Regions from separate parts of the Homo sapiens genome. Here region 1 is linked to region 2. Evidence: chromatin contacts called from ENCODE Hi-C or POLR2A ChIA-PET data. All regions are on one chromosome and are shown on one strand. The core of a region is the stretch at or near the end of the contact, and the rest is flanking DNA. Distances in the headings are between cores, read along the strand shown.

Region 1 (3,370 bases), core at 217-2,716, 65 kb after region 2:
GTGTAAGCTGCCTGGCTTTGAAACTTCATACTCCACAAGAGACAGGATTAGTTACACAAATCAGGAAAGCCCAGGTTAGATGCAGAGTATCAGTAGAGTCTATAGAGTCCTCCCTTCCTTCCCCATAAACGGTTTCACCTAGTGACATAGTACCATCTTAATCTGTCTCCTGTTTCTTTTTAAAATATCCAAACCTCCATTTGATTTGCTAGATTAAACTATGTCCCATTTTAATCAGAAGGTATCTGTCCATTGTGAGCTCCTACATTTATTCTGCTTCTCTACCACAAAGTCTTTGCCGTGGCCTCTCTATTCTGGTCTCTTTCTGTACTCAGCCTGCCTCTTGCCAGTGTCCTGGATTCAGCCTCCTGTCTGCTCCAGAATCTTGTAGCTTTGTTCACTTTCTTGTCTTTCTCTCTCCACTGGTTCTTCATCTATCTTCCACTGTCTTATTTGTCCTTTTTTGCTGTTTAACTTGTTGAAGGATGTGGTTGAGGCCCTTGCCTGTTTTCTTTTCAATCATTGTGGTCATACAGTTTTGCAGCCTGGCTTCCACCTTCACCACACTGAAGCTCAGTTTTCAATAAGCCATTGCTGAGTTAATGTCATCCTCAAGCCTCATTTTCCTTTATTTTTTAGCAGCGTTTTGACTGTCTTAATCTTTTTTGAAGTACTTTTTTCCTTAGATTCCATAATACTGCCATTCTGGTACATTTTTTTATTCTTTTCCTGCCTCTTTACTGATACTTTTAAAACTTGGAGAATGTTGGTAACTCTCTGCTTCTCTTGCTACACTGCCTCTTTCTTGGGTTTGGTTGCTCAAGTGAGCAGCTCGTAATCAAAGTCTTTTCACTTAGCAATTTCCTGAGCTCTGTCATTTTCTCATTGAATCCTCCTCCTTTTCCCTTCAAACTTAGCATGTCAAAAAGTCAAGGCATCATGGTGACTTCAGACCTATTTCCATCTGATCTGATATGGTCATTCTTTCTGATGATGTTTACATTGTTGTCAATCAAGTTAGGTCAAAAACATTTAAATACAACATGTATAATAACGTTCACTATACCAAGGAAAGTAAAGAGACCTATTTTCTTACCCATCTCTTAACCCTGTTTTGAAGTAATCAGGGCATACATTTTTTTAAACGTTTCTTTCTTTTTTTTTTTTTTTTTTCCTTGAGACAGCGCCTCACTGTCACCCAGGCTGGAATGCAGTGGTGTGATCACGGCTCACTGCAGCCTTAAACACCTAGGCTCAAACATTCTTCCCCTCAGCCTCCTGAGTAGCTGGGACCACAGGCATTAGCCACCACACGTGGCAAATTTTTGTATTTTTTGTAGAGGCAGGGTTTCACCACGTGGCCCAGACTGGTCTCAAATTCCTGGGTTCAAGCAGTCCACCTACTTTGGCCTCCCAGAGTGCTGGGATTACAGACATGAGTCACTGCGCCTGGCTAAAAAATGTTTCTTAATAGTTCACTTTTGTTTTGTATCATAAAAGTAAGTGGTGCGTGTCAGGTTTTTTTGTTTCTAGGGTTTTTTTTTTTCTTTTTTAATCTGGAAAATTTCCAAAAGGTGGAAAGAAGAAAACCTGCCTGTAATCCTGCACACAGTCACTGGTGACATTTTAATAAGTTCATTTTGGCATTTAGAAGCTTCTAATAGAAGTAAATATTAACTTGGCAAACACTGAGCCTGCATTACACAGATGCTCTTACAGGGTTGCTACAGTGCAGATTGTCTTTTTAGTCCCATTTTCTTTTGATTTTTTTTCTCAGCAACTTGTAAAAAGTTACCTTTTTTCATCTAAACTGGTTAAATTTTACACAGATCTTTAATGTCAGGACACACTGAATACTATTTAAATAAATTTATACCTTTAACTCACTTTATTTGTTTCTGTTTTTTTAAAATTAGAGTGTATTCTTTTCTCCAAAGTAAAATAAAGTTTTTGGTCTTAAAAGATGTGATATTTTCGGCCGGGTGTGGTGACTCATGCCTGTAGTCCCAGCACTTTAGGAGACCAAAGCGGGCGGATCACCTGAGGTCAGGAGTTTGAGACCAACCTGCCCAACATGGTGAAACCCCATCTCTACTAAAAATATAAAAAAATTAGCTGGGTGTGGTGGTGGGCACCTGCAATCCCAGCTACTCGGGAGGCTGAGGCAGGAGAATCACTTGAACCTGGGAGGTGGAGGTTGCAGTGAGCTGAGATCGTGCCATTGCACTCCAGCCTGGGCGACAGAGCGAGACTCTGTCTCAAAAAAAAAAAAAGATGTGATATTTTCAAATTAGGTAGACTGAGAGTATCTGTGTCCTGCGTATGTTATTTTCATATTCTTAAACAGCCAAGAATGATTTATGAAATCTTATTTATTAGGTAAACAACGTAGATTTTACAAATATCATAAGAGAAGAAGCCGTCCTTTTCCTGCTTGACCTCCCTAAAGGAGAAGAAGTGACCATATTGGCTCAGAAGAAGAAGGATGGTGAGATGCTGTCAGAAAATGGAGGAGATAAACCTGTAGAGTTTGAGGACTTACAAAGGGATTTATTCCATTTTTAAAAAATAAGTCACTCATAGTTGAGTGATGAATGAATTTGTTAATCTCAAAGAAAGTTATGTAATTCTAAGTCATTTAGGAGCACAGAATTTCAGATGATTCTCATTAGCAGAGCATGCTAATAGGACTAACCTTTATAGTATTCTAATTTAAATAAAATGCCATCCAACCCTTTACAAGTGATAGAAAGTGTTGATTTATTAGCCATCAGAACCATACAAAAGTATATATGAGCAGCTTTCAGATTTTGTACTGATGTTTCTAAGCAATACACTCAGATGTTTATTAGCATTAATTCAAGAGAAAACTCCATTTTTTCTGTGATACAATTTTCACTTAGAGCCAGGTTTCTCAGCCTTGGCACTGTTGACATTTTGGACCAAATAATGTGGTTTTAGGGGCTGTCCTGTGTATTGTGGATGTTTAGGGGCATTCCTAGCCTCTGCTCACTAGATGAGATGCCACTAGCACACACCCCTTACCCTTTCAGTACACAGATGGGGCAGTCAAAACTGCATATTGGCAAATGTCCAATGTTGGATGGCGAGGGATAAAATTACCTTTATTTGAGAACTGCTGATTTAGATATGGAAATGTCTATAATGTTTGCAGATAAGTTAGATGATATAATAGAAAACAAGCATGTGGCTTTTGACAAGTTACTTGATGTATTTTCTGCATCAGTTTCCTCATCTGCAAAATGGAAGTACTAAGAGTTTCAATTCTTACAGTGATGAATACATGAAATAATACAGTACCTGGCACATAGTAAGAATTTGTTGGATATTATTATTGATATTATCATAG
Region 2 (3,660 bases), core at 698-3,197:
TTAAAGGGAGGTTTTGGTGCACTTCATTGGAAGATTGAAACAAATGCTGGTGAGGTTGGCAGTTCTTATCTATGGGAGTGAACAGAGAGATCCTTTCTCTCTCCTCTCTTATTCATCTGGCAGGATAATCTAGTTGCTTTGAATTTAGGGAAGCAGGCTTTCTTTATAGGGACTTACTTTCTAAAATGGCATTAATCTTCAATTAAAGTCGCTGTGGGAAAGGAGAGAATGGGCCCATGGCACCTTGGTAGGCATATTCTCATGATGCTAATGACAGCAGTAAGAGAAAACAGACCTCACTTATGAAATAGGCATTTATAGTAATGGGTGACTAGTGATCTGAGAGTGTCATGCTTAGCCTTCTCCCTTTTTACTTTACCTTTTGATAACTCTGAAGAATCTTTTTTAAATTTACTTGTAAATACATTTTAGGAGTCCCAGTTTCATAAAATGGTAACATTAAGAGAGACTGAAATATTTTAAGTCTCCAAGAGCAATTAACCCCATTTAAAAGAAATTTATTTTGAATTCCTTACTGCTAATTCCTTAGATCAACCTTGTCCAACCCGTGGTTCACAGGTCGCATGCGGCCCAACACAAATTCGTAAATTTTCTTACAACATTATGAGATTTTTTTTTTTGTAATTTTTTTTTTAAGCTCATCAGCTTTCATTAGTGTTAGTGTATTTTATGTGTGGCCCAAGACAATTCTTCTTCTTTCAAGTGTGGCCCAGAGAAGCCAAAAGATTGGACACCCCTGCCTTAGATAATAATTTATTTTCGGCCGGGCGCGGTGGCTCACGCCTGTAATCCCAGCACTTTGGGAGGCCGAGGCGGGCGGATCAGGAGGTCAGGAGATCGAGACCATCCCGGCTAAAACGGTGAAACCCCGTCTGTACTAAAAATACAAAAAATTAGCCGGGCGTAGTGGCGGGCGCCTGTAGTCCCAGCTACTTGGGAGGCTGAGGCAGGAGAATGGCGTGAACCCGGGAGGCGGAGCTTGCAGTGAGCCGAGATCCCGCCACTGCACTCCAGCCTGGGCGACAGAGCGAGACTCCGTCTCAAAAAAAAAAAAAAAATAATAATTTATTTTCCTCTCTATTGAGAGGCTCATGACAGGAGGTAAAACTGAAGTACGCTATAATTTGGGCAGGACCTGTATTGGAGCTCTTACTGCTTTTATTTTATGATGATTCTTGGGGGAGTTTGGGAGATTGTTCTTTTTTGTTTTTGTTTCTTGTGTGTATCTACGTGTGTGATACATATACTAGAAAAGCTGTTCTTTTTCTTTTGGTTATAAATGAAGCTTGAGAAGTAATTCTGTAGCAAAACTGAAACTAGGTAGAGTAGTCATGTTTGTGACGTTAAAGCAGCCATTTGCCAAACCTATTAATGGTTTTATCTGTTTTCCTGTGACATGTATATTTATAATTACTGTGTTCAGAGGCATTTAACTTTCCCTTCGTTTGTAAAACATAAGAGATGCTTTTAAATGTTTACGTGCCATTAGATATTTTAAGATAATACCGCTCCAACTTTTATTCTTTTCTAAGTATAAAGTTGCAGAATTAGCTTGAATACTGATTTCAGCTTGCATGAAATGAATATAGAGCAGCTGTCCAAATTAAGTTAAAAACAAAGGAAGTTCCTGTGTGTCGTTTCCTGTCTCTTAAAAGCAAACAAAAAACTTTCCATAATTATTAAGGTCCTTTCAGAGTGTCTCTAATATTAACTGTGAATTTTGGTATTTCAGTGTGCTGAATTGTTGGATGTTCTTGCTCACCTTATTAAGGACATTTTCTTAAAAGGTAAATGATTTGTTTTTCTTTTCCTTTATCAGAGCACAGCAATGGAGGAAACAGCTATATGGGAACAACATACAGTGACGCTTCACAGGGTAAGTTTGTGTTGCAGTAAGTAATCTGTGTATAACTCAGGATACTGGCAGCTTTGAAAACAATAGAGGAAAGCCAGATGTCAGGAAGCCAGAGGGAGGAGGAAACTTTTTCTATATTCTTTTGTTTAAAATTAGAGTTACAATAATTTTTTATTAAGGTCAAAAGTGAGCATGATTACTTTTTCATATATCCTTTTGAGTATTTGCTGTTTTTATTCCTGACTTAAAAAGTGATTTGCTTTTAAAATTTTGAGTGATCAGATAAAAGACTCTGTACATTAGTATAAATTATTATAAACTGCTTCAACCTTTCTGAGTATATATGCATCCATTGTGGGAGTGAAGTTTGAAATTAAACCAGGTTGTATGCATAATAAAATCCTAAAAGATACTTAATTGATTTCAAACATGTTGACCCAAGCTGTTGCTTAAACAATTGCAGATGCGAGAAGAGAGATGAGTAGTAGTAAGAGATGAGTTCTTACTTGGTGGGACTAAGAACTTTGTCCGAAGTGAGACTGCTATCAATTTGAATTCTGGTTCTGCCTTTCTCTTGCTTTAGAAATGGGGAAGTGATTCAGTCACCTTCGAAAACCTTGGTTTTCACAAGTTTAAAATGGAACAAGTTGACACCAGTTCATGCTTTACCAATTTGTAAAGTTAAGTGTCTCTCAAAATTCTCTTTCCTCTCTTTCAAGAGAGCTGAATCTACTGATTACTCCCTTTCTTAGAGAATGTATGGAAAGAGAGAATATTTAAATACTGGCCTTGCACTTTACACTTACTATTTCTACCAGCTATATCCATTATTAGGAAGATGGAAAGGGGAAAGAATCATGTTGCTGGACTCTGCCCCTGATTATCTCACGAATGTTTGGATCTGCACATAGTAGATAATGGGTAAATTAATTATTAAAAAATAGTTGTTTTTGGCTGGGTGTGGTGGCTCACGCCTGTAATCCCAGCACTTTGGGAGGCTGAGGCAGGCAGATCACGAGGTCAGGAGATTGAGACCATCCTGGATAACATGGTGAAACCCTGTCTGTACTAAAAATACAAAAAAATTAGCCAGGCGTGGTGGCGGGTGCCTGTAGTCCCAGCTACTCGGGAGGCTGAGGCGGGAGAATGGCGTGAACCCAGGAGGCAGAGCTTGCAGTGAGCCGAGATCATGCCACTGCACTCCAGCCTGGGTGACAGAGGCGAGACTCCCTCTCAAAAAAAAAAAAAAATTTTTTTTTCTGATAAGATATAGTCAACTTTTTAATGTTTCATTATTAAATGGTGAAGGAAATCATTATCTAATACTAACCTTAACTTTCATAAACCTGCAACATGGCCTTCCTTTGTTTGAAATGTATTGATAGGTAGCATATTTAAATCAGATACATATGATTAAACATATAAAATAACTTCTTACCTTATGACTAGTGGCGATGTCAATGATTTGGTATTTTTTTTATCATATTACATTTATTTTTATTAAGACTTTTATTGTTTTTATTGGTATAATTTACATACAGTGAAATTGACCCTTACAGTTCTGAGTTTTGACAAGCATATACAGTCATGTAACCACCACAATTAAAATACAAGACAACTTCAATACAAAAACTTTCTCTTAACACCTATTTTTAATCATCCCGGTCCCCTCACGTCCACTTAACCAATGATATGGTTTCTTTTTGTACATTCTTGCCTTTTCTAGAATGTCATGTAAATGGACTCATACAACATGTAGCCTTTTGAGGCTGACTTCTTACACT

Evidence for each region. A loop is a pair of places that touch in the nucleus more often than their neighbours do. ChIA-PET counts read pairs that join two places held with the same protein, here RNA polymerase II (POLR2A).
Region 1: a map of tibial artery shows a loop between it and region 2 (2.0-fold over the local background). The contact joins two enhancer-like sites. A Hi-C loop is called at or near these places in 4 of 168 maps with a recorded cell type or tissue (Panc1, colonic mucosa, endothelial cell of hepatic sinusoid and 1 more). POLR2A ChIA-PET finds 5 or more read pairs at or near these places in 1 of 52 experiments (Caco-2).

Annotation. Positions count from the first base shown.
Region 1 is chr15:29,733,392-29,736,761 of GRCh38, reverse strand. It overlaps TJP1 (tight junction protein 1), which reads left to right. Exons shown (of 28, transcript NM_001330239.4): 12 at 2,380-2,488. Among named protein-coding and RNA genes, the nearest start is that of LCIIAR, 60 kb to the right of the region's middle. Within about 2 kb of position 1,466, at least 4 of the 41 ENCODE cell types and tissues checked have a DNase peak (open chromatin) inside an H3K27ac peak, as active enhancers do.
Region 2 is chr15:29,798,883-29,802,542 of GRCh38, reverse strand. TJP1 (tight junction protein 1) reads left to right here. Exons shown (of 28, transcript NM_001330239.4): 2 at 1,841-1,897. Among named protein-coding and RNA genes, the nearest start is that of TJP1, 22 kb to the left of the region's middle. Within about 2 kb of position 1,947, at least 2 of the 41 ENCODE cell types and tissues checked have a DNase peak (open chromatin) inside an H3K27ac peak, as active enhancers do.